Linked DNA regions of Homo sapiens: region 2 is linked to region 1. A link is an interaction called in ENCODE POLR2A ChIA-PET data of the cell type or tissue named here. Cell type or tissue: GM12878. All regions are shown on one strand. Each heading gives the region's core, and the rest is flanking DNA. Links, peaks and the distances in the headings are about the cores only. Region 1 overlaps TMED10 (transmembrane p24 trafficking protein 10). Region 2 has its middle 33 kb from the start of TMED10.

What was found. Peaks named below come from ENCODE experiments on the same cell type or tissue, not always from the same donor. Only the 100,000 strongest peaks of a DNase experiment are listed, where the experiment ranks them.
Region 2: POLR2A ChIA-PET joins it to region 1 with 6 read pairs; 10 of 35 experiments call an interaction of 5 or more read pairs at or near these places.

Annotation. Positions count from the first base shown.
Region 1 is chr14:75,137,575-75,152,831 of GRCh38, forward strand. TMED10 (transmembrane p24 trafficking protein 10) reads right to left here. Exons shown (of 5, transcript NM_006827.6): 2 at 14,458-14,569; 3 at 10,090-10,163. Among named protein-coding and RNA genes, the nearest start is that of NEK9, 18 kb to the left of the region's middle. RefSeq lists silencers at 9,892-10,186, 10,132-10,426 and an enhancer at 14,790-15,257. In GM12878, for the core only: no CTCF peak of the experiment used is centred there; no DNase peak of the experiment used is centred there; H3K27ac peaks cover 387 bases.
Region 2 is chr14:75,201,838-75,217,094 of GRCh38, forward strand. It overlaps the pseudogene RNU4ATAC14P. Among named protein-coding and RNA genes, the nearest start is that of TMED10, 33 kb to the left of the region's middle. In GM12878, for the core only: no CTCF peak of the experiment used is centred there; a DNase peak (open chromatin) is centred at 9,354; H3K27ac peaks cover 676 bases.

The DNA of each region.
Region 1 (15,257 bases), core at 462-2,961:
TGCGGCAGGAGAATGGCGTGAACCCAGGAGGCGGAGCTTGCAGTGAGTTGAGATTGTGCCACTGCACTCCAGGATGGGTGACAGAGCGAGACTCCATCTCAAAAAAAAAAAAAAAAATTCTGTTTCTTTCTTTCTTTTTTTTTTTTTTTTAAGGATGGAGTCTCACTCTGTTGCCCAGGCTGGAGTACAGTGGTATGATCTTGGCTCACTGCAACCTCTGCCTCCCAGGTTCAAAAAAATCCTCCCACCTCAGCCTCCTGAGTAGCTGGGATTACAGGTGTGTGCCACCCCACCCAGCTAATTTTTATATGTTCAGTAGAGATGAGATTTCACCACGTTGGCCAGGCTGGTCTTGAACTCCTAACCTCAGGTGATCCATCCACCTCGACCTCCCAAAGTGCTGGGATTACAGGCGTGAGCCACTGCACCTGGCCTTAATAATTCTGTTTATATATCTGCTTCTTTACTCCCTATTTACTGTACATTCCCTATGGCCCACTTTTTTTTCTCTCCTTTGTTCAATTCATTGTCCTTGTCCTTTTCTTTGTGAAATGTTAACAGCAGTTAACAAGGGATGAATAGGAGGCATTTATTTTATGTTTTCTTATTATATTCTTCACTAAATGTGTGATGAACAAAAGTTATTTAAAATAAAACAAACTGCTGTTAAAATTGGGATGTAAAAATTGAGTTTATATTTAAGGTCCATAAAAATATGGTGATAGACTTGCGATGATACACCTACAGTTTTCTCTCACCAGAAGCACATTTTCTTGCGTTTGTAAAATGTTGGCTAGAGTTAACGGTGTGACTGGTAACTGCAGAACAGCTTCTGGGTGTAAGATTTAACCAATAGTTAATGCACAGAGCTAACTTTCCTAAGTGAATGGCCAAATGCCAGGTTTTGTCATTAACCCAGAATATATATCTGTTCATTGATCTCATATAGAGCTGCAGAACAAAAAAAAATTCCTCAAGAAAAATACAGGAGCTATACAAGCTGAACCTTAGTCTAACATCTTCCCTCCTGCTCTATACTTCCCCACTCAGAGCTTCCTAAATGAGACAGTATAAAGGAAATGGCATGATACTTCTTAGAGATAAATTATTTAAAGTTCCCTAAATAGAAACTTGCAAAAGAAACTGGAAGTGAAACTATGGCTGTGCCTCTGCCAGCTGAAAATGATATTAAAAAAAAAATTACTTTAAAGCCTACTGAATCCCACAGCCTTTGCTTCTTTTTTTTTTTTTTTTTTTTATTTTTGTTGTTGTTGTTGTTAAAGGACAATAGTCCAGAGACCTAAAACCCGAAAAACAATGATGGAATTAAACCTGGTACTGAAGATGGCTTTTGTAGATTACAGCCCCCCACAAGCTGTTCCCAATCCCTTTCCAGTAATAAAACTTATTTTTTAGTTGTACAACCAACACATAAATATATTCTTTGGCTAAAAATTTAAACTATCCAGAAGCAAAGAGAATATAAACCAAAAGTCTACCTTCATGGTTCCTCAATTCCCACATTGCTTTCCAGAGGTAAAGATGCTTATAAACTTGATGTATTATCTTTCCACACCTTTTCTTCTGAGACACTATGCTTTTGTATGTAAATGTACACAGAAAAATATAACTTAAAATCTATTTATAAATGGCATACTACACACATTGTTCTATAGCTTTTTTCCATTTAGTAAGATCTTTCCAAAAATGTCAGTGCTTATCAATTCATCTTATTCTTAACTGCTGCACAGCATTCCACACAGCTAGTATTCCACATTGTTTAGTTAATCATTCAATTCCCAACCCCTTTTCTAGTACAGGTGCTACTTCAGACTCTACACCTCTATTCATAACCAAACAGTCAAATTCCTATCTTCAAAGTTGATTTTATTTCCTCAACAAAATCTCTGCTGAGGCCAAGCGTGGTGGCTCACACCTGTTATCCCAATACTTCGAGAGGCTGAGGCAGGAGGATCACTTGAGCCTGGGAGGTCAAGGCTGCAGTGAGCCAAGATCATGCCACTATACTCCATCCTGGGAGACAAACTGAGACTCCGACTCAAAAAAAAAAAAAAAAAATCTATTGAATCCCATCTTTCATCCAGAAAATTATTTTCAGACCTTCATTAGTGGGATGAAGGTCTCATTTTGGTCTCATTTCCTAGAAGCCATTTTTGCCTAATAAGTACCTTCACTCATGATACTAATTTAAAATCTAGAAATCTTAAAGAAATCTCAAGAGACTAAAACAGTACTGAAATCTAGCTTGCCATTCCAAACACCTAGTACACCATGGATACTCAATAGTAAAAAACAACAATCATGGATATATTTCTATGTTGAATCTAAACCTAGAAATCCAAATAATATTTGGAGGAAATCAAAGAACAAAGATCTTTTCAAACCACCAAAATCTGACGGACTTAACAATTAAATGCTATTAAGGAAAGTAATTCCGCCTTCCTCCATGTGAGAACACAGTGAGGAGGCAGTATGCATTCAGAAGAGGACCCTCACCAGAACCTGACCACACTGGCACCCTGATCTTGAACTTCCTAGACTCCAGAACTATGAGAAATAAATTTCTGTTGTTTATTCTTTTTGAGATGGACTCTTGCTCTGTCACCCAGATTCTCCTGCCTCAGCCTCCCAAGTAGCTGGGATTACAGGCACGTGCCACCACGCCCAGCTAATTTTTGTATTTTTAGTAGAGACAGGGTTTCACCATGTTGGTCAGGCTGGTCTCGAACTTGTGACCTCATGATCCGCCCTCCTCGGCCTCCCAAAGTGCTGGGATTACAGGCGTGAGCCACTGGGCCTGGCCTGTTTATTTTTACAAAAGAAAAAAATTAGCCAGGTGTGGTGGCTCACGCCTGTAATCTCAGCACTTTGGGAGGCTGAAGCGGATGGATCACTTGAGACCAGGAGTTTGAGACCAGCCTGGCCAACATGGTGAAACCCAGTCTTTATTAAAATTACAAAAATTAGCTGGGCATGGTGGCGCATGCCTGTAGTCCCAGCTACTCAGGAGGCTGAGGCACGAGAATCCTTTGAACCTGGGAGGCAGAGGTTGCAGTGAGCTGAGATGGCACCGCTGCACTCCAGCCTGGGCTGGGTGGACTCTGTCTCAAAAAAATAAATAAATGAAGAAGTAGTAGTAGTAGTCAGTGGTTTAAAACAAAAAACAAAAAACCTTCACTGCAGGCAGGGCACAGTGGCTCATGCCAGTAATACCAGCACTTTGGGAAGCCAAGGCAGGTGGATTGCTGGAGACCAGGCTGGGCAACACAGCAAGACCCCATCTCTATTACAAAGTAGTAATAATAATAAAGAAAAAAAAACTTTATTGCAAGAATATATAACAATAGACTTTTATTACCAGCTTAAAACAAATATAAAAAAGTTTCTTGATTTTTTTTAAACATTTTAAGGCCTTAACGTTTTTTTCTGAGTTCTTATTATGTGCAAGGTACCAAGGTAAGTTATGATCTTAAGCTCTCACAGCTTATATAGTAAGTTATAACCATAATATATGGCTTTATGTAGTAACTTCTATAACAAAAAATACACATTAAAAACAGTTCTAGTTGGGAGGACAAAGTGAAGCTTAACAGGAAGTGGGTGAGCTGGGTCTCACAAGTTGGGCAGGACTTTTGAGAGGGCATTCAAGGCTGAGGGGAACCTGTAAACCAAAACACGGAGGGAGTAAAGTGCAGGCATGTTTAGCAACTACGAATAGTCTAGACATAAGTAGTCTGGTGTGCTAGAAACTAGACTATAGGGTATGTGTGCATGTACACACATAACTGCCACACACTTGTGCTTGGGGAGGGTAGGGGATAATAGCAAATAAAAGGCTCAAAAGTTAGGCTGAGACTAAATTAGGGAAGGGGATGAAAAAGGTAGTATAATGAATCAGAGCCATTCATATATGCTCACAATGTAGTATATTTTGTAATCTCATTTAATCCTCGTAACCCTATAAGGTGAATATTTTTATCCTTAAGTTTTGCAGATGAGGAAACTAAGGCTCTGAGGTATTAAATAATTTGCCCAAAGTATCACAGCTTGGTGCAGTTGGCATTAGAATCCAAGTCTATGTGAGTTTATTCTGTAAGTACTAGAAATTTAATAAAGAAAACCAGATGAGTATACTAAGTTTTTCCTGAATCAAAGGTGAAATGAACAAGCTATATTAGGCCACAAGGATCTATATAAGTTGTCCTGTTTGCTTGACTAATAAAGTTTGACTAATAAACTTCCTGGGTTTCCCATTGCTATTATTTTTGCAGGGCAACAGAGTAAAATTTTAAAACAAATCATGGTAAGTATTCTCAAGAAGACGCTCTTTACTTGCTCTGGACTAAGCATTCAATACATAGCATTGAGGCTTTATATCACAGTACAAAAAGCTAAAAAATCCTCAATATCAAAATTCCCACTTTCTGTTGTTCTGCTCTTGTAAGCAGTTGATTGAACTGTTCAGAGTATCTGTAAAAATGCCAAATTATACATGTTTCATGAAGGCAGGCTGGTATTCTATTCTACTCTCCTTCATCACTGGAAGCATGAGGTATGTTTTGCCAAGTCTGTAAGACAATGTGCACCACAGGTTCTCCAATAGGGGGTGATATCCCCCTGGCAAGCTGCATGTAGTTGTTAAATAATCAAAGGATGTTATAGTTACAAGGTGCTTCATTTTGCAGTGAGTCCCTCATTTTTCAAATGAGGAAACTAAAGATTCCATAAAGTTACTCAGCCCTTTGGGTGTCCAACCAAAATTAACAGTACCATGGTCTCTTAACTCCCTACCCAGGGTGATCACAGCATTTAAACTGCCAAACTCTGCTGTAAAATTCGAGAACAGAATCCCTGACTTCCAAAAGCATTTATGCTCTCTGTACCCAAATCTGACCTATCTTTCAAGCCTCCTTGAAAGCCTCCTTCAACCACTCTTGTCCACACTGTCTTCCCTGAAGCCCTACAACACATACTGTGTCACACAGTTAACACTCAATCATATATTGTCATATTCACAAATTGTTTTATTTTTATCCTGTCCCTCCACACTAGTTTGGCTCCTGAACTCAAGGAAATTAAAATGATTTATAGTTTATATAGTCGTAAAGACCTGAGACTTGGTAAACACTTGTAATTGACCTGTTCTGCCCACTCTATGCCTTCTTCAAAGAAGCCAACTTTCTCAAAGTAGCTAAGTGCTGCTGGTCCCCTGAAGCAAGTGTTTCTTGTATACTAAAAGCACTCTGCATTGATTTTTTTTCTTTCTTTTTTTTATTTTTTTGAGATAGAGTTTTGCTTTGTCACCCATGCTGGAGTGCAGTGGCACGATCTTGGCTCACTGCAACCTCTGCCTCCCAGGTTCAAATGATTCTCCTGCCTCAGCTTCCCGAGTAGCTGGGATTACAGGCGCCTGCCACCACACCCAGCTAATTTTTGTATTTTTAGTAGAGACAGGGTTTCACCATGTTGGCCAAGTTGGTCTTGAACTCCTGACCTCAGGTGATCCACCTGCCTCAGCCTTCCAAAGTGCTGGGATTACAGGTGTGAGCCACCGCGCCCAGCCTGCATCTATTTTCATGAGGCCCGCCGCCTAGGAGAAAGCCTTCTCTACCACCATATCTATTAACATCATTCTTACTGGTCATGGTAGGTACTGTTTGGAAAAGCTACAAGTTACAAAGCCTTTTTCTGTATAACACCTCCAAAATACCAGTAAAATTAAACTCTTCTAAAACCATATCCAAATCTTCCATTATAATGAAGATTTGAATCTAAAGAGTTCACAGAGTTATATGTAACTGTACCAAGAAAAGGTATTAATTCTCTGAAAAAACTGCTTCTTAAAACAGAGGTGTTAATCTAACCTCTAGGGAATCTCTAAATTCTTTTCCTTGGTGGAGCATCAAGATCCAAGAGAGAAGCTTCTTGTGACAAGACAAATTCAGTCAAAGTAGTTTGCTGCCTCCATGCCTCCCACCACAGCCCCCACCAACTCCAGGAGCACAGCAATAAATGTGAAGACCATCTAGTCTAACACAAGCAAGATAAACATAACAGAGCTGGCACAGTGGCTCATGCCTGTAATCCCAGCACTTTGGGAGGCCGAGGTGGCCAGATCACTTGAGGTCAGGAGTTGGAGACCAGCCTGGCCTACATGGTGAAACCCTGTCTCTACTAAAAATACAAAAATTAGCTGGGTGTGGTGGTGCACACTTGTAATCCCAGCTACTCGGGAGGCTGAGGCAGAATAATTGTTTGAACCCGGGAGGCAGAGGTTGCAGTGAGCTAAGATCACGCCACTGCACTACAGCCTGAATAACTGAGTGATACTCTGTCTCAAAAAAAAAAAAAAAAAGGACTTTGGATCTAGTACATGGAATCAGAGTTCCTCCTTCCTGAGAGCACTCAGAGAAACAGAACTTTTGGAAAGTCTTCAGCTGTTGCTCCAACCAGGGCAGCTGTGTTTTTGGAATATAGATTGATAGCAAATGACAGACAAATAGAATCGCCTAGGCAAAGCGGTATTTTACTCGTGGGACACACAGCCCAGGAGTTAGAAGATGTGTCAGATAGCTCCTTCTTTGTCGGACAGTAATTGCCTGCATTCTCCCAACTGCACAGACAGTAAGTCCCTACAAACAACTGCTCTAGTTCACAGATGACAAACTAAAAAGAAGTGGCTCGGTTCACATCCTGAATCTACAAAGATACACCCTCTGAAGGGCAGAAGTGAGACAGTGGTCAGAGGTTCATAAAATAAAATGCAAGAAATCAAAATCAAAAGTGCTTTATTTCCGAGGACAAAGGCATTCTTTCTCTTTAAAGAATTCAAACAACAAGACTTAATGCTTCTTCACAGTATGACAAGCATTCTGTCTTCCAAATAATATCATCTTACATTTGTATTGTGTTACATAGCAATTTCACATGGATTAATTAATAACAATTTAGGTAGGTAGTGTGGTACAATTACTATTCAATCTTACAGGACCACATGGGATTTCAGAATTATGAGTCCACAGATATGAGGGAGAGATGTGTTGGACATGAAAATTAAAGAAGTATGCCACATTCCCGAATCTTAATGCTGATGCCAAAGATTCCAAATCCTCTGGAGATAAAGCCTCTCCATTATCTCAAGGGCCTGAAATTAAATCGTTCAAGTGATTCTCTTGCTTCAGCCTCCCGAGTAGTTGGGACTACAGGTACCCGCCACCATGCCCGGCTAATTTTTGTATTTTTAGTAGAGATGGGGTTTTCGCCAGGTTGGCCAGGCTGGTCTCCAACTCCTGACCTTGGGTGATCCACCCACCTTGGCCTCCCAAAGTGCTGGGATTACAGGTGTGAGCCACCGTGCCCTGCCAGCTAACAGCCATTTCTAAGCAAGGTTCAAGGCAGCCTTGCTGCAGACTGAAGAAAGGGCTGGTCTTCGGACTGTGTCATAGCCATTCCTCCTCTACATCAATCTGGTCTGCTGCTGGGGAGCAGGGGTGAAGGGCAGGAGGGTGGGGATAGATGTTAAAGAAAGTAGTGGGGAGGAGTTTCTTGGTTAAGAAGCAGAACCTTGGAGCTGTGTTGTAACTACATGCGTAAAGGCAGGCTTAGGACATGTCAGACGTCTGAAGCAGGAAGCAGGCAAAGGAAGCACCGTGGTTTTCTTTGGGCTAGGGATTCCCCTCTTGGGTTAAGCAAAAGGTCAGGAAAGATAAAGCCCCTTTCCTAATGTCTATAAAGTCCAAGGATGATGGAAATTCCAGGAGGTATAGGGGTTCTAAAATGCTATACGACAGCTGTGTCCAAAGCATTCTTTATATAAACCCACAATAATGTCATCTGTTTTTGAGGGGAACTAGCTATGTCTACTGTCTAATAGGGCATTGATGTGTTGTTATTTAATAAATACCCTTGGGCTGGGCGCGGTGCCTCACGCATGTAATCCGCCAGCACTTTGGGAGGCCAAGACAGGCAGATCACGAGGTCAGGAGATCGAGACCATCCTGGCTAACATGGTGAAACCCCGTCTCTACTAAAAATACAAAAAATTAGCTGGGCGTGGTGATGGGTGCCTGTAGTCCCAGCTACTCGGGAGGCTGAGGCAGGAGAATGGCGTGAACCCGGGAGGCGGAGCTTGCAGTGAGCAGAGATCCCGCCACTGCACTCCAGCCTGGGCAACCAAGCGAGACTCCATCTCAATAAATAAATAAATAAATACCCTTAATGACAGGCATCATGTTGGAGAAAAAGATTACAATAGGTAAAATTCCACAGAGTACAAATTCAACTGAGAATGGTCCACAGTTCGGGAACAGAAGCAGTAACCACAAACTGGAAATCATTTTACCTATTCTTCTACCTTATAATAATGAGAACATTCTCCCTAGTGTTTTATATCTTATAAAAGCACTTTAACATAATCTTATTTAAATATAATTAAGATTCTTCTGAATCATGAAGGTTTAAAAAAATTTTTCAATTTACTCAAGTTCATCAAATAAAGAGGTCTTCTTGTTTTATTTATTTAAATTAAACTAGCCTGGAAACAGAAACAAACAATTGAAAATTCTCTACCGGAAACTGTCTCCCATTCACAACTGTATCACTTGCTCCTATTTACTGCCTCTAAATAACGCTACCTAGTTTCATTCAATTGAGGATTTGAACAAGGAAAGAGCTGCAACTGTTGTACTACTTCCTGTTGCAGAATTAACCAGTCATTTCCAATCTTCTTCCATTTTAGGATATTTCCCTTCCAAAGTGCTGTCCAAAGAGAGAGCAACTTCTGTTCCACTATTCCTAGACAATTTTCCTAAATCACTTAAACCAATTTTCCTTCATTTACTTAGTTTGCATTCTTCAAAAGCCCATTCTATTTCCTGTACCCCACTCCTCCTTCATGCCCTTACGTACTGTTTTGTTGGGTAAAAATACTCTTATCTTTCTGTAAAGATCAATTATCTAGTCTTAAATAGTTCTTGTGGTTTTTCAAAGGTGCCCTTCATTTGAAGAACCCTTTTGTGCTGCCCCCAAGTCTCGCAGAGATGAAAAAGGCTGTTGTCCTTCTCCTCATTCTGTGTACACCTCCATCTCCCTGTCACCCAAATAAGTGTCAGTTTTTATTAGTCTATAATAAATAACTTCTTATCAGCATCAAATTTCTATTATCACCATTCCTAGTCTCTTGCAGCTTTTTCCTCCATCCTGCCCTCTTCCTTGAAAGTTTGAAATTATTTTAACTAAAAACTATCTTTGACTATTGTTATTTCCCAAACACAAAACAGTTGTTCAAGACTAAACAGCACTGAATCCATGCCCCAGATAGATAGATAGATAGATAGATAGATAGATAGATATACAACTGTTGGTCTTGGGGAAAAAGTCTTAGGAATTAAAAACAAATCACTTTTCTTAACCTTGGGCATTAACAAATAACTGAATTCCAGCTTTAAAAAATTTAAAATATCTCTCTCTACACACACACAGTTCAAGAGAACTAATGCCATATGCTTCAGTGTTTTATCAAACCAACATTCTGTGGGACAGTTTGTTCAGTCTTTGGCTGACAGCACAGCCAGAATTATTCTTCAAGGCTGTTTTTTTTTTTTTTTTTTTTTGAGATGGAGCCTTGCCCTGTCGCCCAGGCTGGAGTGCAGTGGCACGATCTCGGCTCACTGCAGCCTCTGCCCCCCAGGTTCCAGCAATTCTCCTGCCTCAGCCTCCCGAGTAGACTAGCTGGGATTACAGGCGCACGCCACCACTCCTGGCTAATTTTTGTATTTTTAGTAGAAACTTGGTGTCACCATGTTGACCAGGCTGGTATCGAACTCCTGACCTCAGGCGATCCACCCGCCTTGGCCTCCCAAAGTGCTGGGATTACAGGAGTGAGCCACCGCGCCCGGCTAAGGCTGTTAATACCACTTTTTGTATCAGTAAGATCATGGCTGGCTGTCACAAGACTGCTAAGAAACCACAGCCCTTTGGGCAAAGCACAGCCTGTTGGCCTGCCGAGGTCACAGAAACCTCACAGCATAGCACACTGCTGCCTCCTCTGGCTGTTAGAGCAGGACATACCTCTTCGTAATTTTTCGCCTCCACTCCATGCTTCATGTCTAGGATCACGAGTTGGTCAGGTATCCGCCCTGTTCCTGAGAAAGAAATCAAAGGAATCATTGTGTGAAATACTTAAAATTCTGGGAAATTACCCACCCACCCGCCCGCCCTCCCTCTACAGAACCCCTACCCTCTCAATAGAGGGAAACAGCCACAACTCCTCCCCCTGCTCAGTTGCAGAAAATTCCTGGCTCTGGCTAAAATCACAAACATTCCAGACAAAGCCTCTATCTGTGTGGGGTGCCGGAAAGCAACAAGAACATGCTGCTGGCAAACATCTCTGAGCAGGCAAGGACACAAGATACTGCAACTGGTACTACAGAGGAACAGAACAGAAGGGAAACCACACAGGCTTATTGAATTGGGAAATAAAACTCAAAAATCAAAACAGTGTGAAATTGAGTGGCATATAAATCAAGAGATAGTAGGCAACAACTTCGGCTGAAAATGTGTATTTCCACATCTGAAAAGGTTGCCCTGTCAAATTTTGAGGGAAGGCCATGATGAATTAGGATTATTGGATATGTGCTAAGCTTGGATTTACTTAATATAAATCTGAGTACTGAAAAGAACATAAGTTTTATCTAATATTCCACTTTAATTCAAACATTTTGATCAATGTATGGCCTAGTTCAGTAGGAGTACAATGTCATAGAGCTATTCCCACTAAGCCCTTAAAAGAGTTACAACAGCTCAAGGAAAAAAAAAAAACAACTTTAAGTGTTCAAATCTCAGGGATGCTTCTTATAATAGAGTTCATGTTAGAAGAGTCAATCTGATTCAGCTGGATCAAAGAAGCATTCTAATCTTAAATCATCAAGTAGGAGAAAGGAAAAGACCCAAGGAGCCCCAGAAAACTGTTCAGCCCCAATCCCCTGGAATTCACCTAGTTATAAAATTTACAACTGCCTGCATGAAATTAGAAGTTGTGGGAAACAGTGCCACTGAAGCACTGGGGTTCCTGAAACCATAAGCCACACTGAATGGTACTGTACCCTCTGATGCCTGAGAGACACTGGAAGTTTTCTGAAATGAACTGAAGTCAATTCAATAACTACTCATTGAAAACTCACTAAGTACTAAAACTGTGCTGGAGATTTTAAAGAGATATGCTACGGCTTCGATGTGCCCCTCTCAAAGTTCATGTGTTGGAAACTTAATCCCCAATGCAACAGTGTTGAGAGGTAAAACCTTTAATTTTATTTATTTAATTAAAAAAAATTTTTTGAGACAGGTTCTTACTCTTGTCTTCCAAGCTGGAGTGCAGTGGCACGCACCATCATGGCTCACTGTAGCCTCGAACTCCTGGGCTCAAGCAATCCTCCCACTTCAGTCTTTCAAGTAGCTGGGACTACAGGCGTGAGCCACCACACCCAGGTAATTTTTGTATTTTTTGTAGAGACAGGGTCTCGCTATACTGTCCAGGCTGATCTGGAACTCCTGGGCTCAAGCGATCCTCCTGCCTCAGCCTCCCAAAGTGCTGGGATTATAGGCATGAGCCACTGTGCCTGGCGGAGAAGTAGGACCTTTAAGAATTGACTAGGTCATGGGGCTCTGCCCTCATCAATAGATTTAATGTCATTATCATAGAAGTAGGTTTGTTATAAAAGTGAGTTCAGCCCCTTCTTGCTCTCCTGTGCATTCTCTTGCCATGTGATACCTTCTGCCATGTTATTGTGACACAGCAAAAAGGCCCTCACCAGATGTGGCCCCTTGATCTTGGACTTTCCAGACTCCAGAACCATGAACCAAACAAATTTCTACTGTTTATACCCACTCTGCGATGTTCTGTTATAGCAGCACAAAATGGACTAAGCCAGGATACAATCCCTGCCTTCAAATAATTCAATTGGGATCTAAGACATATACACAAAACAACTATGGTGAAAATGCAAAGCACTGTAAAAGTTTAAGCCAAAGGAACTGGTTCAGACAATTCCAATATGGAGCAAAGGGAAGAGGAGAGAAGATTGTAGTTGTGGACAGACTTCACTAAAAAGGGAACACCTAAAGGCAGGACTTAGGCAAAGTACTCTAGGCAGACGGCAAAGCATGAGCAAAGGCTCAGATATTAAAATCGGAGTATGGCATGCTTGAAAGACAGTAAAGAACTTCTTTTGGGATGGGCACGGTGGCTCATGCCTGTAATCCCAGCACTTTGGGAGGCCAAGGCAGGTGGATCTCTTGAGGTTCGAGTTCGAGACCAGCTTGGCCAACATGATGAAACCCGTCTCTACTAAAAATACACAAATTAGCCAGGCGCAGTGGTGCGTGCCTGTAGTTCCAGCTACTCCGGAGGCTGAGGCATGAGAATCACTTGAACCCGGTAAAGTTGCAGTGAGCCAAGATCGCACCACTGCACTCCAGCCTGGGTGACAGAGCAAGACTCTTGTTTCACACACACACAAAAAAAGGACTTCTTTTGGATAGACTGGAAAGATTAACTCGAAAGCAAGAGAAATATAAATAAGACTGCACAGGGTAAGACTGAGAACAAAGTAAGACAAGTCACATGTGTCTTCTGAGCATGAAAACAACAAGTCTTCAAACAAAACAAAACAAAATGTGGCACCCAGAGTGTTCTGTTCTCCCAAATCCAATGTGTAATCCTGATTACGACATTGTCCATGGAAGATGTACTTCCTCATTGAAAAAGTTGTGAAACTTAAGCAGTTCACAGCCCCACCTGGTCCAAATGATCAGGATATCTTCTTTCTTACAAGGTCTTCCAACTACCTCCCTGATTGTCACAGCACAGTACAGTCATGCACTACATGAAGACAGTTCAGTCGAGGACAGACTGCATATATGAAGGTGGTCCCATAAGATTATTATAATACTGTATTTTTACTATATCTTTTCTATGTTTAGATACACAAATAGCATTGTGTTCTAACTGCCTACAGTATTCAGTACAGTCACATGCTTTACAGCTTTGTAGCCTAGGAGCAGTAGTAGGCTATACCATATAGCCGAGGTGGGTAGTAGGCTATAACATCTAGGTTTGTGTAAGTACACTTAATATTTGCACAACGAAATCACCTAACCACCATTTCTCAGAATGGTCGAGTCCAGACTATACAGTCTCTTGCATAGAACTGTCAGCCTATCCTCTTAGCTGACATCATAGCCCTAAAGAGTCTCCTTTGTAAAAGGACCCTTCATAATTTTTCTCTCTGCATTTGCCTGGCAAACAGACAATCCTTTTTGTTTGTTTTGAGACAGAGTCTCGCTCTGTCACCCAGGCTGCAGTGCAGTGGTACGATCTTGGCTCACTGCAATCTCTGCCTCCTGGGTTCAAACAATTCTCCTGCCTCAGCCTCCCGAGTAGCTGGGATTACAGGCATGTGCCACCACCACATCTGGCTAATTTTTGTATTTTTAGTAGAGATGGGGTTTCGCCATGTTGGCCAGGCTGGTCTCAAACTCCTGGCCTCAGGTGATCCGCCCGCCTCGGCCTCCCAACTGCTGGGATTACAAGCGTGAGTCACTGCGCCCGGCCAGTTTTTTTTGTTGTTGTTGTTGTTTATTTTTTTGAGATGGAGTCTCACTCTGTCACCCAGGCTGGAGTGCAGTGACACAATCTTGCTCACTGCAACCTCCACCTCCTGGGTTTAAGTGATTCTCCTGCCTCAGCCTCCTGAGCAGCTAGGGTTACAGGCACGAGCCACCATGCCCAGCTAATTTTGTATTTTTAGTAGAGACAGGGTTTCACCATGTTGGCCAGGCTGGTCTCAAACTCCTAACCTTCAGTGATCTGCCTGCCTTGGCCTCCCAAAGTGCTGGGATTACAGGCATGAGCCACCATGCCCAGCCTTTTTTTTAAGACTTCACTTTGTTAGAGCAGTTTTAGGTTCACAACAAAACTGAGAGGAAGGCACAAAGATTTCCCATATCCCCCTTCCTCTTACATATGCATAGCCTCCCCCATTATCACCATTTCCCACCAGAGTGGTACATTCATTACAAATGATGAACCTACATGGACACATCACTATCTACCAAAGTCCACAGTTTACATTAGGATTCACTCTTGGTGTACATTCCAAATGTAATGTTCGGACAACCATATAATGACATGTATCCACTATTACAGTATCATACAGAATATTTTTACTGCCCTAAAAATTCTCTCTGTTCCACCTATTCAATCTTTTATTCCATGTAGTCGACCTTTTAAAAGGTGCTCCAAAGACTACAAGGTAACAGGTCTCCAAATCAGAATAAATAAAGAATACAAATGAAACTAGATATTAAGTGCTGACTGTATTAAGGAGCATTAGAGTTGGAGAAGATTCTTAATCCAGAGAAACACTCTTGATTACTCACCCTTGCTCTCAAAACACACTTCAAACATGTCATAATCTTCAGTGGTAAAGGCAAATTTCCCCTTGGTTGCATCCTCTTTGGAGTAGAGAATATGGCCAGCAGAATCTGTGATCTAAAATAAGAAAAGTAGTAAGAATAGGCAGCAAATAACACTCAGGAAGAGAACTTACAGAAACTGGGAAGATAGAGACACTATCTATGAAAGACAATTGATAGTTCTCATTATGATGACTATGTTCCAACCATCCCCAAAGACAAAAACTGGATTAGAAGATTAAATCCAAATACAGCAAATTTCATCCATTCAAATAGCCTAATCACACTGTGGGCTAAAATCTGTTGCTGCTATAGGATGTCTTACCATACCAAAAAGTTAATCTAGCTAATGCTCCAAGTTACATACATTGGATTTATTGGCAAAAACTCACTAGTATCATTCCGCATAGAGGAACATGTCACAAAAATGAAAGTAGACAATTATCAAAAGATTATACAAGAGGGACAAAGATATATAAAAACACATTTATTCTATAAAACAAATTTGATGGGGAAGGGGTGTGGGTGGAGAATAAAATTAGGACACACAATACAAGGACAGCAGGAAGAAAAGCATACATAGAGAAGACAATCCAGGAGATCTATTCCTGCAAATTTCATGTTAATTATGTCAACGGCCAGGTAGAGTGGGAACAAAACACAGGAAACAAAAAAGAAGTTTCTGGCCAGGCATGGTGGCTCACGCCTGTAATCCCAAACTTTGGAACGCCAAGGCAGGAGGATCACTTGAGCTCAAGAGTTCA
Region 2 (15,257 bases), core at 8,179-10,678, 72 kb after region 1:
TTTATATATTTTTAGTAGAGATGGGGTTTCACCATGTTGGCCAGGCTGGCCTCAAACTCCTGACCTCAGGAGTTCCATCCACCTCGGCCTCCCAAAGTGCTGGGATTACAGGTGTGATCCACCGTGCCTGGCCTAGAATATACTCTTTAGAATACTCTTTTTAAAATACCTCCAGAACTTAGTTTATATCCAGGTTGTCTGTAATCCTAGTCTCTGGAAAGTACTTCTGTTTTTTATGTTTATTTTTGCTTTTTTTTTTTTGGTATGTGTTAGCAGTACTGCCCTCACTATGCGCTCGTTGGACAGTAGCACAAACCCAAGAAAAGAATGATGATTTGGCAGTCATTTCTAAATAGCAGAACACCTTTTCTTATTTTAGAATATGTAGGGCCAGGCATGGGGCCTCACACCTATAATCCCAGCACTTTGGGAGGCTGAAGTGGGAGGATTGCTTGAGCCCAGGAGTTCAAGACCAGCCTGGGCAAGATGGCAAGACTACGCATCTCTACAATAAATAAATAAATACATAAATAAAATATCAGAGCTAGTTCTCAATTAAATCTGATCAAAACATAGCATGCCATCTAGCACAGGACCTCAAGGCCTTATAGACATGAGTTATATATCCTCCTTGCTTATAAAATGCAGACTGTCTAATTGCTGGCTCACAGAAGATCACATAGGGGCTTAAAGCTTAGTTAGGGCAGAGCCGTCATGTGAGACATAAACAGAATGGGGAGAATCTGTAATATAGGGTGAGAACTTTGTAAGCTTCATGCTATGGACAATGGAGAAGTATATCAGGGCTCTGCAGTTTCAGGAGATAAGAACGAATTCTGAGTTAACAGGAAAAAAAAAGCCATCTGAAGGAAGGATATTGGGGAGTTTATAGAATTGAAGGAAAATCTGACCAGGCAAGAGGGGATCTCCTGGGGATTAACTCATGATTCAACTTCAAACTTCCCATCCCTGAATCTCTGTTCAAAATTCAAATGCCCAGGTGAGTCTGAATGGCTTAGCTTAGGTCATGTGCCCCCTTCATGGGACCTGGGATTGGCTGACCTCCAGAATTCTGCACAACAGAGAAAAGGAGACAAATTCCAAAGGAACAGATGCTGGCCAGACAGACGAGACATGTCTGCTCTAGTAGCCACTGGACATTGCTTTCTCTTTTTCCTTTGTTTTTCTTTTTTTTCTTTTTTAAATGGAGTTTTTTTTTTTTTTTTTGAGACGGAGTCTCGCTCTGTCACCCAGGCTGGAGTGCAGTGGCGTGATCTCGGCTCACTGCAAGCTCCACCTCCCAGGTTCACACCATTCTCCTGCCTCAGCCTCCCAAGTAGCTGGGACTACAGGTGCCCGCCACCACGCCCGGCTAATTTTTTCATATTTTTAGTAGAGACGGGGTTTCACCATGTTAGCCAGGATGATCTCGATCTCCTGATCTCGTGATCCGCCCGCCTTGGCCTCCCAAAGTGCTGGGATTACAGGTGTGAGCCACCGCGCCCGGCCAAAAAAAAAAAAGAAAAAAAAAGAGAGGGCCAGCCGTGGTGGCTCATGCCTGTAATCCCAGCATTTTGGGAGGCTGAGGGGGGCAGATCACTTGAGGTCAAGAGTTCGAAACCAGCTGGGCCAACATGGTGAAACCCCGTCTCTACTAAAAATACAAAAATTAGCTGGGCCTGGTAGCACGTGCCTGCAGTCCTAGCTACTTGGGAAGCTGAGACAGGAGAATCACTTGAACCTGGGAGGTGGAAGTCACAGTGAGCTGAGACCACGTCATTGCACTCCAGTCTGGGTGACAAGAGCAAAACTCCGTCTAAAAAAAAAAAAGAAAGAAAGAGAGAGAGAGAGACAGAGACAGAGAGAGGCAGGAGATGTGTTAGAAAGCTATTAGATGTCAACCATTGTGGAAGGAATGAACCAGGCTGGGCTGGCGGAGAATGGAACGAAGTAACCAGATATGAGGCACAAGGGCTCAAAAAGTAGTTTGTAAACTCGATTGAGCCATCTGGGGCAGTTGGGACCCCAGGAGTTCATCTCCAGCCTACACCAGAATCCTCTCTGGGAAGTGACTGGGAATCTACAATTTTAAAACACACAGCCATCCTCCATAGAAGACACTGGTCTGTGTAGATGGGCATTTGGAAACCATTGATCTATTAGACCGTTTTTTCTAAATGTCCTCTAGTCCAGTGTCTCATCTTATCTCTTTGCTCTTGCAGTTAAGCATTATCAAAGCTTAGCTTTTGAGTACTTGCAATTTGTACTCATTACATTTAGAGTCATATATCTGCAAGATCTCTTCTGAGGTCTTTGGAATGAAAACAAGGACAGAGAGGTATGTTGGCTCCTAACCGTCGCCTTATTTTGTTAGTGTGTCTGGGGCTTGTGGCTTTTGACAGGGACTCGAGAGATGACTTTGTCAGCTTTTCCTTTCACTATAGTAAGTCTCCATAACAAACACACCCAAGTCTGGTATTTCTGAACTTATGGCTCTGTACTGAATACATGCTGTTCCTGGAGCCAGGCTCATTTTGCAGTTTCTCCTCCCAACTCCACCCTTTGGTCCTGCTGATGGGCTCATTCAGCCTTGGCATGTGATAAACCTCAGGTTCTGGGAGTTTTCTCTAGGACACTGAAGAACAGTATTGACTTTTCAGTAATTGCTGGAGTTTAAAAGGAATGGTGATCTTTGGGAGTGGGAGTGTGGTACAGGTGGGCGAATAGGACTTACGGTGCCAACTGGCTTCTCCCCATTCCTATAGTGAGGGGACTCATAAGAATGAATAACTAGGAAAGGGTTTGCCAAACTTCAGTTGTTTGAATACCATCCTCATGATTTTTGCCAAATCTTCATGTTATCCATCTGCTATTTATTTTATACTTTTCATTAATTAACATATTTTCGCTGGCATAGTCACTACCTATGCTAGCCTTGCTGTAAACAATCATATTCTTGAAGTTGCTGATTCATGAAATCGGGTCTGGTATGCTACCTATAAATTTTTTTCTAGTACACATTAAAATAAATATACACTTATTGAAATTGTGTAAATGTTCACTCATGTGCTAAAATCCTCCTGTGTGCCACTAGAGGTATACGTATCACAGTTGGGGAGCATTAGCTTAGGAATGTCCATGAGCTAAGAGGCCAGTGATTCCAGACCCCCTAATTCATTGTAGTTTTGGTGCCAAATGTAAGATTTTTTTGAGTCTATTTATTGAAAAGTTACCCTTTTGTATATATCCTCTTATTGCAGAAGTCAAGGTTCAAAGCAAGAAACAGAAGCTACCCAAGGTATTTTAAGCAAGAAGGAAATTAATAATTTTTTTTTTTTGAGGTGGAGTCTTGCTCTGTCATCCAGGCTGGAGTACCAGTGGCATGATCTCGGCTTACTGCAACCTCCTCTTCCCAGGTTCAAGCGATTCTCCTGCCTCAACCTTTGGAGTAGCTGGGATTACAGGTGCCTGCCACCATGCCCAGCTAATTTTTGTATTTTCAGTACAGACGGGGTTTCACTATGTTGGTGAGGCTGGTCTTGAACTCCTGACCTCAGGTGATCCATCTGCTTTGGCCTCCCAAAGTGTTGGGATTACAGGCATGAGCCACCAAACCCGGCAGAAAATTAATAATTTTATTTTATCAGAAGGTTGGGAACTGAGCTCCCTCTTGGACTGAGTACCCAAGCACCCCAGAACTGACCTCCCAGGGGACCTGTAACTCCTTCATAATCAGGAGGCTGCTAATGGGATGGCTCAGTTTAAGGTTTCACCACCACCACAGCTGTAATCCAGGGATTAGGTATCACCTCCACCTCCTCTGCCACAAGTTCCAGTAGATAGTCATGGATCTGGAAATTACACACTGGACTGCTGCTGTGGATCCCCACATCTCCTTGACATTGCTTGCAGCAGAACGTGGCCAAAGCAGGAAGAAAGGGGCCCATGACTCAACTTCCTTTTGCCTTTCAAATCTCTCATGAGTGCATCAGATTTAATGAGGCCTACTCGCATCATCCAGAACTCTAACTTGAGGGAGTCTGAGTTTGTAGCTGGAGAGCATTTTTAACATAAGAAAGTCCAGTATGCTGGGCGTGGTGGCTCACCCCTGTAATCCCAGCTGCTTGGGAGGCTGAGGCAGGAGAATTGCTTGAACCCAGGAGGCAGAGGTTGCAATGAGCTGAGGTCATGCTACTGTACTCCAGCCTGGGTGACAGAGTGAGACCACCATGTCTCAAAAAAAAAAAAAAAAAAAAGAAAGAAAAAGAAAAAAGAAAGAAAAGAAAAGAAAGGTGAGAATGGATGCTGAGAGCCAATTAGTCATATTCATCAAATTGCCTATTAGTGGCAGCTCTGCTGCTGATTCTCAGTGAACTAAGAAATCACTAAGCCAAAGGCAGGAAAAAAAGACCACAGAAACCCACCATTAATGCAGGTTCTTATGTTACCAAATAGTCGCTCTTATGTGAATTGGGGGAGTATGCATGTGTGTATGTGTGTAAAACCAGGTTTTGTGTAATCTGAAGGTACACACTTACAAACATACAGGTTAAGTCAATAAAAGTGACCTTGCTAGCACAAACTGACATGCCACACCAAAACCTCAATGGCTCCTCATTGCCTGGGGGAAGTAATAGCCTTGTATACTATACCTTTTACAAGTTCGCCGTTAGTTAACCTCTCATCCCTTAACACCTGGCATATTCTATGACAGCCCTCCATTCTGGTTAAAGAGCTCTAGTGATTGGTTAAGAAACAGCCAAACAGTCCCCCCTTCCTGCCTTCCTGGTTAATAGGGTTCTGCCTGGAAAGCCTTGTCCTCTTCCTGTTGACTAACTTGAGTCTCAGTCTTCCTTCAAGGCCAGTTCTGTGCATTTTCCTCACTTCCTAAAGCAGGCCTTGTTCTCCCACTCTCTTCTGTCTGTATTGGTAAAAAAAACTCCTAGCTGGGCACAGTGGCTCATGTCTGTAATCCCAGCACTTTGGCAGGCCAAGGTGGGAGAATCACTTGAGCCCAGGAGTTAGAGACCAGCCTGGGCAACATAGTGAGAACTTGTCTCTACAAAAAATAAAAAAATTAGCCGGGCACAGAGGCATGTTCCTGTAATTCCAGCTACTTGGGAGGCTGAGGCAGGAGAATCTCTTGAACCCGGGAGGCAGAGATTGTAGTGAGCTGAGATCGGGCCACTGCACTCCAGCCTGGGCAGCAGAGAGAGACTGTGTCTCAAAAATAATAACAATAATAATAAAGCCCAGTAAAGGCTGAGTGCAGTGGCTCACACCTGTAATCCCAGCACTTTGGGAGGCCAAGGTGGGAGGATTGCTTGTGGAGTTTGAGACCAGCCTGGGGAACATAGCAAGACCCCATCTACTTGGGAGGCTGAGGTGGGAGGATCACTTGAGCCCAGGGGGTTGAAGCTGCAGGGAGCAGAATGGCGCCATTGCACTCCAGCCCGGGTGACAGAGCAAGACCCTGTTTCAAAAACAAGAACAAAACCAAAAAAATCCTCTTTTTCTCAGTTGGGATCTGGTTTCCACCCTCCTAGTCACCCTTTCAGGGCTTTGCTTCCCTGTAACCTGCTTGGGGAGGTGCTCCTCCCACCCCCATGTTCCTGTGTTACTGGGTACTTCCATTCATTCATTCCTTCCATAACAGGTGAAGGTGGAAGAAGGAAACCACCTTCACCTTCATTCCCATTGCAAGATGAAGGTGTGGGAGGAAGGTGGTCTTGATTTAAGGAATTAATCTGGTAGATCCTTACAGGCAGTGACAGGCAAAGCCTTAGCCAAATCATCGGAAGTGGAAACATTCTGCTGCGGAGGTGGGGAAAAGGGAATCCCTGTGCATAAGAAGAAAGGAGACACAGGGCTGGCTTTTGAGAAACAGGGACGAGGTAAAGCACTGAGAGAAGCGACATTGGAGGAGAGAGAAGGAAGAGAGCCAAGAAGGATGAAGGCCCTCTGAGGAGTGAGATGCTTGGTGCTATTGGAAAGAGGATGGAGGGCATGACTCAAACCCTCATTAAAGTCCCCTGCTGCACCCACCAATGCCACAGACAGTGGGTTTTTGTGCCATGACTAGAAAGGAAGCCGGGCACGGTGGCTCACGCCTGTAATCCCAGCACTTTGGGAGGCCGAGGCAGGTGGATCACCAGGTCAGGAGTTCAAGACCAGCCTGGCCAAGATGGTGAAACCCCATCTCTACTAAAAATACAAAAAATTAGCCAGGCGTGGTGGTACGTGCCTGTACTCCCAGCTACATGGGAAGCTGAGACAGAGAATTGCTTGAACCCGGGAGGCGGTGGTTGCAGTGAGCCAAGATTGCACCACTGTACTCCAGCCTGGGTGACAGAGCGAGACTGTCCCAAAAAACAAACAAACAAACAAACAAAACGAGAACAGGACTGAGCTCCAGATCTGGGCTGTTGTGGGACATAACAGGGACCCTTCATGGGGACAGCAAGAAGATTTGCAGCCTGACCTAATTCAGAGGAAGGAGGATCCTCGCCTCCAAAATCACTATGACTATCGGAATATCCTAGGAGATCACAGAAGTAACGGAGTGGGTGTGAGACCTTTTGCAAATGTGTGTACTCATACAGTGCAAAGGCACACCTCCCAGGGGGCCATCAGAATGCAGACCCCACTTCTATGCTCACAGAACTTTGGCTGCTACAAAGGCCTGCCAGTTAAAATTCTAAGCCTCTATTTTGATTCCTTGCTCTTGTAGGAGACAACATTTCTAAAATGATTCCCAAAAGATGTCCAAATCCCAGGAACCTCTGAATATTATGGGATTTCAGTTCCGTGATTGTGTTCTGTTTCAAGACAGGGAGATTATCCAGGTCTGCCTGCCCTAATCATGTGGGCCTTTGAGGGCAGAGGGCTGTCTCTGGATAGTAGCAGAGGAGAAAGTCAGAGATTCAAAGGACGATGCACTGCGGCTGACTTTGAAGATGGAGCGGGGAGTTTGAGAAGAACATGGGGGCATCTACTTACAGGGAGCGGATTCCAGATAGCAGCGAACAAGGGAACAGGGATCTCAGTCCTACAGCCATGAGGAATTGGATTTTGGCAACAACCTGAATGGGTTTAGAAGTGGGCTCTTCCCCAGCACCTCTAGATAAGAGCCCAGTGTGGTTGATATATTGACTTCAGCCGCGTGAAAACCTAAGCAGAGAGCTCAGCTGAGCCTGCCGGACTCTGAACCATGAATTCCACAGAACCGTGAGCTAATAAATGGGTGTGTTTAAGCCACTAAGTTTGTAGTGACTTGTTACAGAGGAATAGAAAACTAATATACCTCTCATGCCCTGCCCAATGTTGACCTCCTCAGCAGCACCTTCTAGCCCTCTAGCCCTAAGGGACTCTTTTTTTTTTTTCTTTTTTTTTTTGGAGACAGAGTCTGGCTCTGGCACCCAGGCTGGAGTGCAGTGAGGCGATCTCAGCTCACTGCAACCTCTGCCTTCCGGGTTCAAGCAATTCTTGTGCCTCAGCCTCTCAAGTAGCTGGGACTACAGGCGCGCACCATCATTCCAGGCTTTTTTTTTTTTTTTGAGACAGAGTCTCACTCTGTCGCCCAGTCTGGAGTGCAGTGGCATGATCTCAGCTCACTGCAACCTCTGCCTCCCAGGTTCAAGCGATTCTCCTGCCTCAGCCTCCTGAGTAACTGGGATTACAGGCACGTGCCGCCACGCCCAGCTAATTTTTTGTATTTTTAGTAGAGATGGGGTTTCACCATGTTGGTCAGGCTGGTCTCGAACTCCTGACTTCATGATCCACCTGCCTCATCCTCCCAAAGTGCTGGGATTATAGGCGTGAGCCACCGTGCCTGGCCTTAATTTTTGTATTTTTAGTAGAGATGGGGTTTCATCATGTTGACCAGGCTGGTCCCGAACTCCTGACCTCAGGTAATCCGCTCGCCTCTGCCTTCCAAAGTGCTGGGATTACAGGTGTGAGCCACAGCCATGTACTCTTTTATTATGGCATGCTTTAGCTGGGACCCCTTTGTTTAGCCTCTCAATATTTGACATACTCCACTTACCCTATCTGATTCCAGGCTTGGCCTCCCTTGGACTCTTCTGCCCAGGGGCGATTCCTGAGCATTCCCGCAGGACCTCTGATGTATGTGTACCTCTTCCCTCCAGTTGTTATAGTATGTAGCAAACCTAGACTGATGTCCTGTGTATAATGGGTTTGTGACATTTGTTACCCATATCCCCAACACCTATCATGGTGCTCAGCATATAGTAGATGCTCAATAATATGAGTTGATGATGCTGATGACTAGAGAGGGAAGAAAATCTCCAGATCATCCACCTCAAACATTCCCAGTGTTGGCGTTTGATGTTCTCACTGTGTTGAACTATGTGCAATTTGCAGAAGCCACCGTGGTCTGCCTTGCCTCTGAGTTCCTCCATCCCTAACTTGCTTTTCTCCATCCTCACCCCCTGTATCTTCCTCCTTCTTTCAACTGGCTAAATCTTCTTATTCTTCAGGTCTCAGCTAAATATGACATTCTTTGAGAATCTTCTCTGGTCTCCCAGTTCAAGAATAGGCCCTCTTTTGTTCCCTGGCAGTACCCCATCAATACAATTGTCTTTATAATTGTACCTGTTATTCTCTACTAGACTATAAGTCTAGAATAACAGAGAGATGTTTTCTTTTTTTTTTTACTTTTGAAACTCCAGCACCTGACACAGAGTAGTTTCTCAATAAATATTTGTTGCATGGCCATGCTTTTTTTTTTTTTTTTTTTTTTTTGAGATGGAGTCTCGCTCTGTCATCCAGGCTGGAGTGCAGTGGCACGATCTTGGCTCACTGCAACCTCTGTCTCCTGGGTTCAAGTGATTCTCCTGCCTCAGCCTCCCGAGTAGCTGGGATTACAGGCATGCACCGCCACGCCTGGCTAATTTTGTATTTTAATACAGATGGGGTTTCTCCATGTTGATCAGGCTGGTCTTGAACTCCCGACCTCAGATGATCCACCTGCCTCGGCCTCCAAAGTGCTGGGATTACAGGCGTGAGCCACCGCGCCTGGCCATGGTTCTTAATTACTTGGGTATCTTGTTAAAGTGCAGATTCCTTCTTGGATCTGGGTAGCACCTGAGCGTCTGCATTTCTAAAAACGTCCAGATGATGTTGATGCTGCTGGTTCATGAGTCACACCTGGAGTAGCAAGGTAATTGGATACACACTCCCACCATTACCTCCATTACCTCACAGTGGTGAAAAGTTTGCATTTAAGAGAAGCTTAACAGGGTTTGGGGTGCAAATAATGGCCACTGGACAACAGCTCCCCCGTCATTGCTAAGGCAGCTGACTCATTTACAGAGGTGAAGCCAGTAACCTTGGCCTTATTAGTAACCGAGCTAACTGCCACAAATGAATAAATAACAACATTTGGCTGATTTGCATTTCAAAACGGTTTCCTTCCCTTGCTCACACTCTGGTGGAGGTACTAATGAACCATGAAATATCTAAAACATTGGCAGCAAGGAGGAAAAGAAGAAGCATTGACTCATGCCTGAAGAATAATGATCTTCAAAAATCAAGAGCTATTAAATGCAATGTCATGGCCGGGCGCGGTGGCTCACGCCTGTAATCCCAGCACTTTGGGAGGCCAAGGCGGGTGGATCATGAGGTCAGGAGATCGAGACCATCCTGGCTAACAAGGTGAAACCCCGTCTCTACTAAAAATACAAAAAAAAATTAGCCGGGCGCGGTGGCGGGCGCCTGTAGTCCCAGCTACTCGGGAGGCTGAGGCAGGAGAATGGCGTGAACCCGGGAAGCGGAGCTTGCAGTGAGCCGAGATTGCGCCACTGCAGTCCGCAGTCCGGCCTGGGCGACAGAGCGAGACTCCGTCTCAAAAAAAAAAAAAAAAAAAAAAAAAAAATGCAATGTCATATCCAGGGTTGGATCCTGGAACAGGGAAAAAAACATTAGAAGAAAAACCGGTGAAATCAGAATAAAGCAGGGAGTTTAGTTCCTAGTAATGTACCAGTGTGGGTTTCTGAGTTTTGACAAATGTACCATGGTAATGTAAGAATGCAGGAGAAACTGGATAAAGGGTATATGGGAACTCTCTGTGTTACCTTTGCAATTTCTCTGTAAATCTAAAATTATTTCAAAATAAAAAATTTACTGGGCTGGGCCCAGTGGCTCATGCCTGTAATCCCAGCACTTTGGAAGCCTGAGGTGGGTGGATCACTTGAGGTCAGGAGTTCAAGACCAGCCTGGCCAACATGGAGAAACCCCTTCTCTACTAAAAATACAAAAATTAGCTGGGTGTAGTGGCAGGCACCTGTAGTCCCGGCTACTCAGGAGGCTGAGGCAGGAGAATCACTTGAACCCAGGAGGCAGAGGTTGCAGTGAGCTGAGATCACGCCATTGCACTCCAGCCTGGGGGACAGAGCAAGAATCTGTCTCAAAAAAAAAGAAAAAAAAATACTAAAAAAATTAAGAGGTAGATAGCTGTATAGATTTTCTTCATCTTGGATAATAGTATTCCATAAATATAAAACAAGTTTTTATAAATATAAAACAATTGCCATTGATTTAACAATAGGTTGGAAATGTGTATTCATGGAAAAGATTCTCTATCCAAACCTAAGTAGCAATCAAGGAAGGGATCAGATTGTGGCTGGTCCCAAGAATGTACCTGGCAATGTGGCATACCAGTGGCACCAACACTCCAGAAGTGCTTTGCCATATATCATGAATTCCAAGACAGCCTGGCTGCCATTGGTTCCTGATTCCTATTTTTCTTTCTTGAGGATATCAGGAACTTCTTCCATGCTTGGAAGAAATGTCTTTGTATGTTTGTTTGTTTATGTAACAATATTATCTTAAACACTTGGTCATGGCATCACATTTTGCCTCAACTGTATTTCTCTGTATTCTTATATACTAGAGACATTAAGTCTGGTGAGACCACGGACTTGAACTTACCCATCATTGCATGTCCAGCACCTGACTCCAAACGAGGCTCATTACAGGTGCTTAATAATTATTTGTTGGATGGATGAGTAAATGAGGTAAGTCAACGTTTGAAGTAAATTCCTGCCTAAAAAGCATGCATTTTCCAATGATATTCATTATGCAATTATACCCCTTTGATGGAACTTTTTCTTCAAATCTTGTAAAAACTTACCAATAGCCCTTTTCCAGTTCCTTCCGGTGAATTCATAGAAAGTCGTGAAGACCTTATTAACTCTTGTAGAAACTATAACCTTAACTAAAACAGTGCACAGTGGGTGTGCTCTGGTCTCAGGAGGCAGCTCCCCAGGACCTGCACTGAGGCTCAGAGTCTGGGCTGGCCACAGAGGTATGGTCAGAGACTGTGTGGTCAAAGCAGAGTCTACATCGTGTTTGTGGCAGGCATTTATTGCTTTGTCTGTCCTACAGTACCTGCTTTCTTGAGGAAGCTGCTCTTACCCCACTTCAATGTGGTGGGAAAGGAACTCTTAGTTCACTCGTCTCCCTGGTAGACCAGTGACCCCTGCCAGGCCAATCACAGACTTCTCTGTGGTTTTAAAACTTGGGGCTAGAGGAGAAGGGCTTTTGCCTTTTAGAACATGGGATTGGGAGGATGTGAGTCAAGGGCAGCTGTCAGCCACCTTCCCTGCCACGTGGAGAATATCTACAGGAGAAAAGAGGGGACTCAGCCAGGACATGGAAACGGAGAGAGGAAGAAATAACTAATATTCATGTTTGAGTGCCTGGATGCAATTGTACTTTAGACTAACTCAACCCCCTGGACTTCCCAATTATGACAGCCAACATGTGCCCTTTTTCTTTTCTTTTTTTTCTTTTTTTTTTGTTTTGTTTTTTGAGACAGGGTCTGGCTCTGTCACCCAGGTTGGAGTGCAGTGGCATGATCTTGACTCACTGTAACCTCCGCCTCCTGGGTTCAAGGAATTCTCGTGCCTCAGCCTCCCTAGTAGCTGAGATTACGGGCATGCTTCACCACACCCTGCTAATTTTTTATTGTATTTTTAGTGGAGATGGGGTTTTGCAATGTTGGCCAGGCTGGTCTCGAACTGCTGGCCTCAAGTGATCTGCCCACCTCGGCCTCCCAAAGTTCTGGGATTACAGGCATGAGCCACTGTGCCTGACCTATGTGCCCTTTTTCTTAGGCTGATTTGGGTTTCTATCAGTTACCATAGAGAGTTCTGACTGCTACTATAATCCTGGAGGAAAATGTGCAGTTTCTTTCTCATCCCTAATGGGAAATAGGATACGCACTTCCACGGTTACTTCACAGTGGCAAAACGTTTGCATTGCTCATCCAGGGAACCAGCAATGTGGGCCTCTGCTTGGACTTGGTGCTGTGACAGAGATAGCCAGCTGTCCACCCAAAATTGAAGCCCTTACTACCATTGCATGTCATTGTCACTGGGGGTGGCACCTCACCACAGACTATATTCCCCATCTCCTCTTGCATTTAGGTGGGGATCCATGATTAGCTCTCACCAATGGAATATGAGTAGAAATGATGTGTATCACTTCCAAGAGGCAGTTAAAAAGTGGGGATTCCTTTGCCACTCTCTCCTTTTTGCTCCCCACCAGCTGGATAAAGAAGATTCTGAGGCCCTGGAAGATGGCTGAGCCACAGGTGGAAAAAGGCTAGGACCAGGACAACTTACATTTGACTGTTATGTAAGTGAGAAACAAACTTTCATTATGTTAAGCTGCTGAAATGTTGGGAATTTTTTTTTTCAGATTATAGCTGTTGACTTCTAATATTATTTGATAGTTGAGGCTGCTACAATTACCTACTGCTCGTGGATTCCATTACTGGACCAAGAAGCACACAAAGTAAGGGCAATTGCCCAAAGATCGGACCACTTAAGTTAGTCATGAGCCATATCTGCAAGCGAAGTCCTTCTCATTAAAGGAACAAAGATAATGTGCCGGCAACCTGACACAGGAACTTAGTTCATACCACATTAACCGCCTTTTGTTGTTTCTGCCATGCTCTAGTTAAGGCCAAAGTGGATATTATTGTGATTATCATTTTAACAGTTATTTATTTATTTGTTTATTTTTTGAGACAGGGTCTCACTCCCAGGCTGGAGTGCAGTGGCATGTTCTTGGCTCACTGCAACCTCCACCTCCTGGGCTTAAGCAGTTCTCTTGCCTCAGCCTCCCAGCAGCTGGGACTACAGGTGCATGCCACTGCACCCAGCTAATTTTTGTATTTCTTGTAGAGATTGGGTTTCACCATGTTGCCCAGGCTGGTCTCAAACTCCTGAGCTCAGGTGATCCACTCGCCTCGGCCTTCCAAAGTGCTGGGATTACAGGCATGAACCACCACGCCTGGCCTATTATCATTTTTTTAGGGATGCGTTTGTTATAGCAGCTAGCAGTACTCTGGCTAATACATTTCCAATGCCCGGAGCTGGGTTGAGTTGAAGATTTTGTAAGTAGAAGCATAAGCAAAGTTTAAACTCCATCTTGAGAGAGGCCAAGCGTCACAGCAAGAAGAGCTGAACTCTGTGGTGAAGTCCAAGGGATGATTTCAAGGATGGAAACAAAAGAGAAAGTTGAAGGGTCAGCAACCAGGTGGGACCTGAAAGAAGTGGGGAGTGGGAAAAAAGATCGGGGACAGATATAAAGTGAGAGCAGACCAAGTGGAGGGGCCTGTGGTTTGGTTTTTGTGGCTTCCAGCAGCCCGGAGCATGGGTGTGTCTTCCTGGTTTGGCGGGGCAGGGGCAGGGTGGGCAGGGAGCACAGGTAACCTGGTGGTGGTGGTGGGAGGGAATGGTACCAGGTGTCGGTCCAGGAGGATGAGTTGAATCCACAAACAAGAAAGCAGTCATGACGTCGGAACCTCCAAGGCTTGGGAACATGTTGGGATGTAGGGCAGGAAATAGGTCAAGGCAAGTGGTTCAGAACCAATGACTGAGGTATTTTGGAAGCCTCATTCTCTGTGGAGTCTTAGGAATAGGCCCGGTAGGTAAAGGAAAGGAAAGTAGAGAGCTAGGTGGGGCTGAAGCTCAGGGAGGCACCCAGGCCTCATTCAAAGGGGGTCTTGCTGCTCAGGTCCTGTCTATTGTTGCCACGTGAACCTGCAGCCCCCTTGTCTTCATATCTTCCAATTTTTCAAGAAAAGCAGGAAATCTGGATTTTTGTGTGTGAAATCTACTGATTTTTAAATGTTGGCAACTAATTCAAAATTTAAAAAACAACAACATGTAGGCCAAACAAAACACACTTGCGGGCTGAATTGGTCCATCCAAGCTGCCAGTTTTTGGCCTCCAGCTTAGAGGAAATGGGCAGAACCAAAGGCATGTAAAAAACAAAAACCAAAACCATGCAAGCCGTTCAGTTTCCTCCGACTTCCAAGCACCACGAGATACTATTGGAAAAAGAGCCTTGTGATAACTGCTAACTAAAACACAATACCTTGGGTCTTCAGAAAAGCCACAGGCCCTGGAGGTTGCCAGAGATATACCTTGTAGCTCCCCATGTCTGTTGCAGTTTCCTTAAAATTGGATCTCCAGCTTTGATGGAGTGAACTAATTTTCTTTACTCTTTCTATCAGGTGCATCAGTTTTGAGGCTTACTCTCTTTTCTGAAAGCCGTCAGCTCTATCTTGACCCCTGAGTTTCCAGTAAAAGCAATCGCTTGGGTGAAGGCAATGCAGAGAAAGAGCACTTGAACCAAATAAGAGTTTGACTTAACTAAATTTTATGATAGGAAATGCTTCCAGGCCAAAAACCTCAAAAGCGATCAAAGGTTTTCAAAGACTGGATCCAGTGAGTACAGTTTATTAACCCTGGCCTGTGTCCGGGCCAAGGTCATGCCCAGAGGATGTGGCAAATGCAGGATCTGATTTTTTTTTAATGTGGTCTTTTAGAGGGTATATATTGACATTCCTGGTTGCCCAACTTAGTATCTTAGTGTAAGGCTCTGCACATCCTAACGGTCCTGTTTGCCCGGGACTAAGATATTTCCTGGGATGTGGGACTTGGCAGTGCTAAAACTGGGACAATATTGGGCAAACTAGGACGTTGGTCATCTTACACCCTAGAGGCCTTTTCTCAGTGTTCATGCTATGAAGCTTTGAAACCTTTTTATTGTCCCTTTAAAAAATAAAACCTAGCTGGGTGCAGTGGCTCACACCTGTAGTCTCAGCACTTTGAGCAGCTGAGGCAGGAGCATCACAAGGTCAGGAGATGGAGACCATCCTGGCCAACATGGTGAAACCCCATCTCTATTAAAAATACAAAAATTAGCTGGTGTGGTGGCAT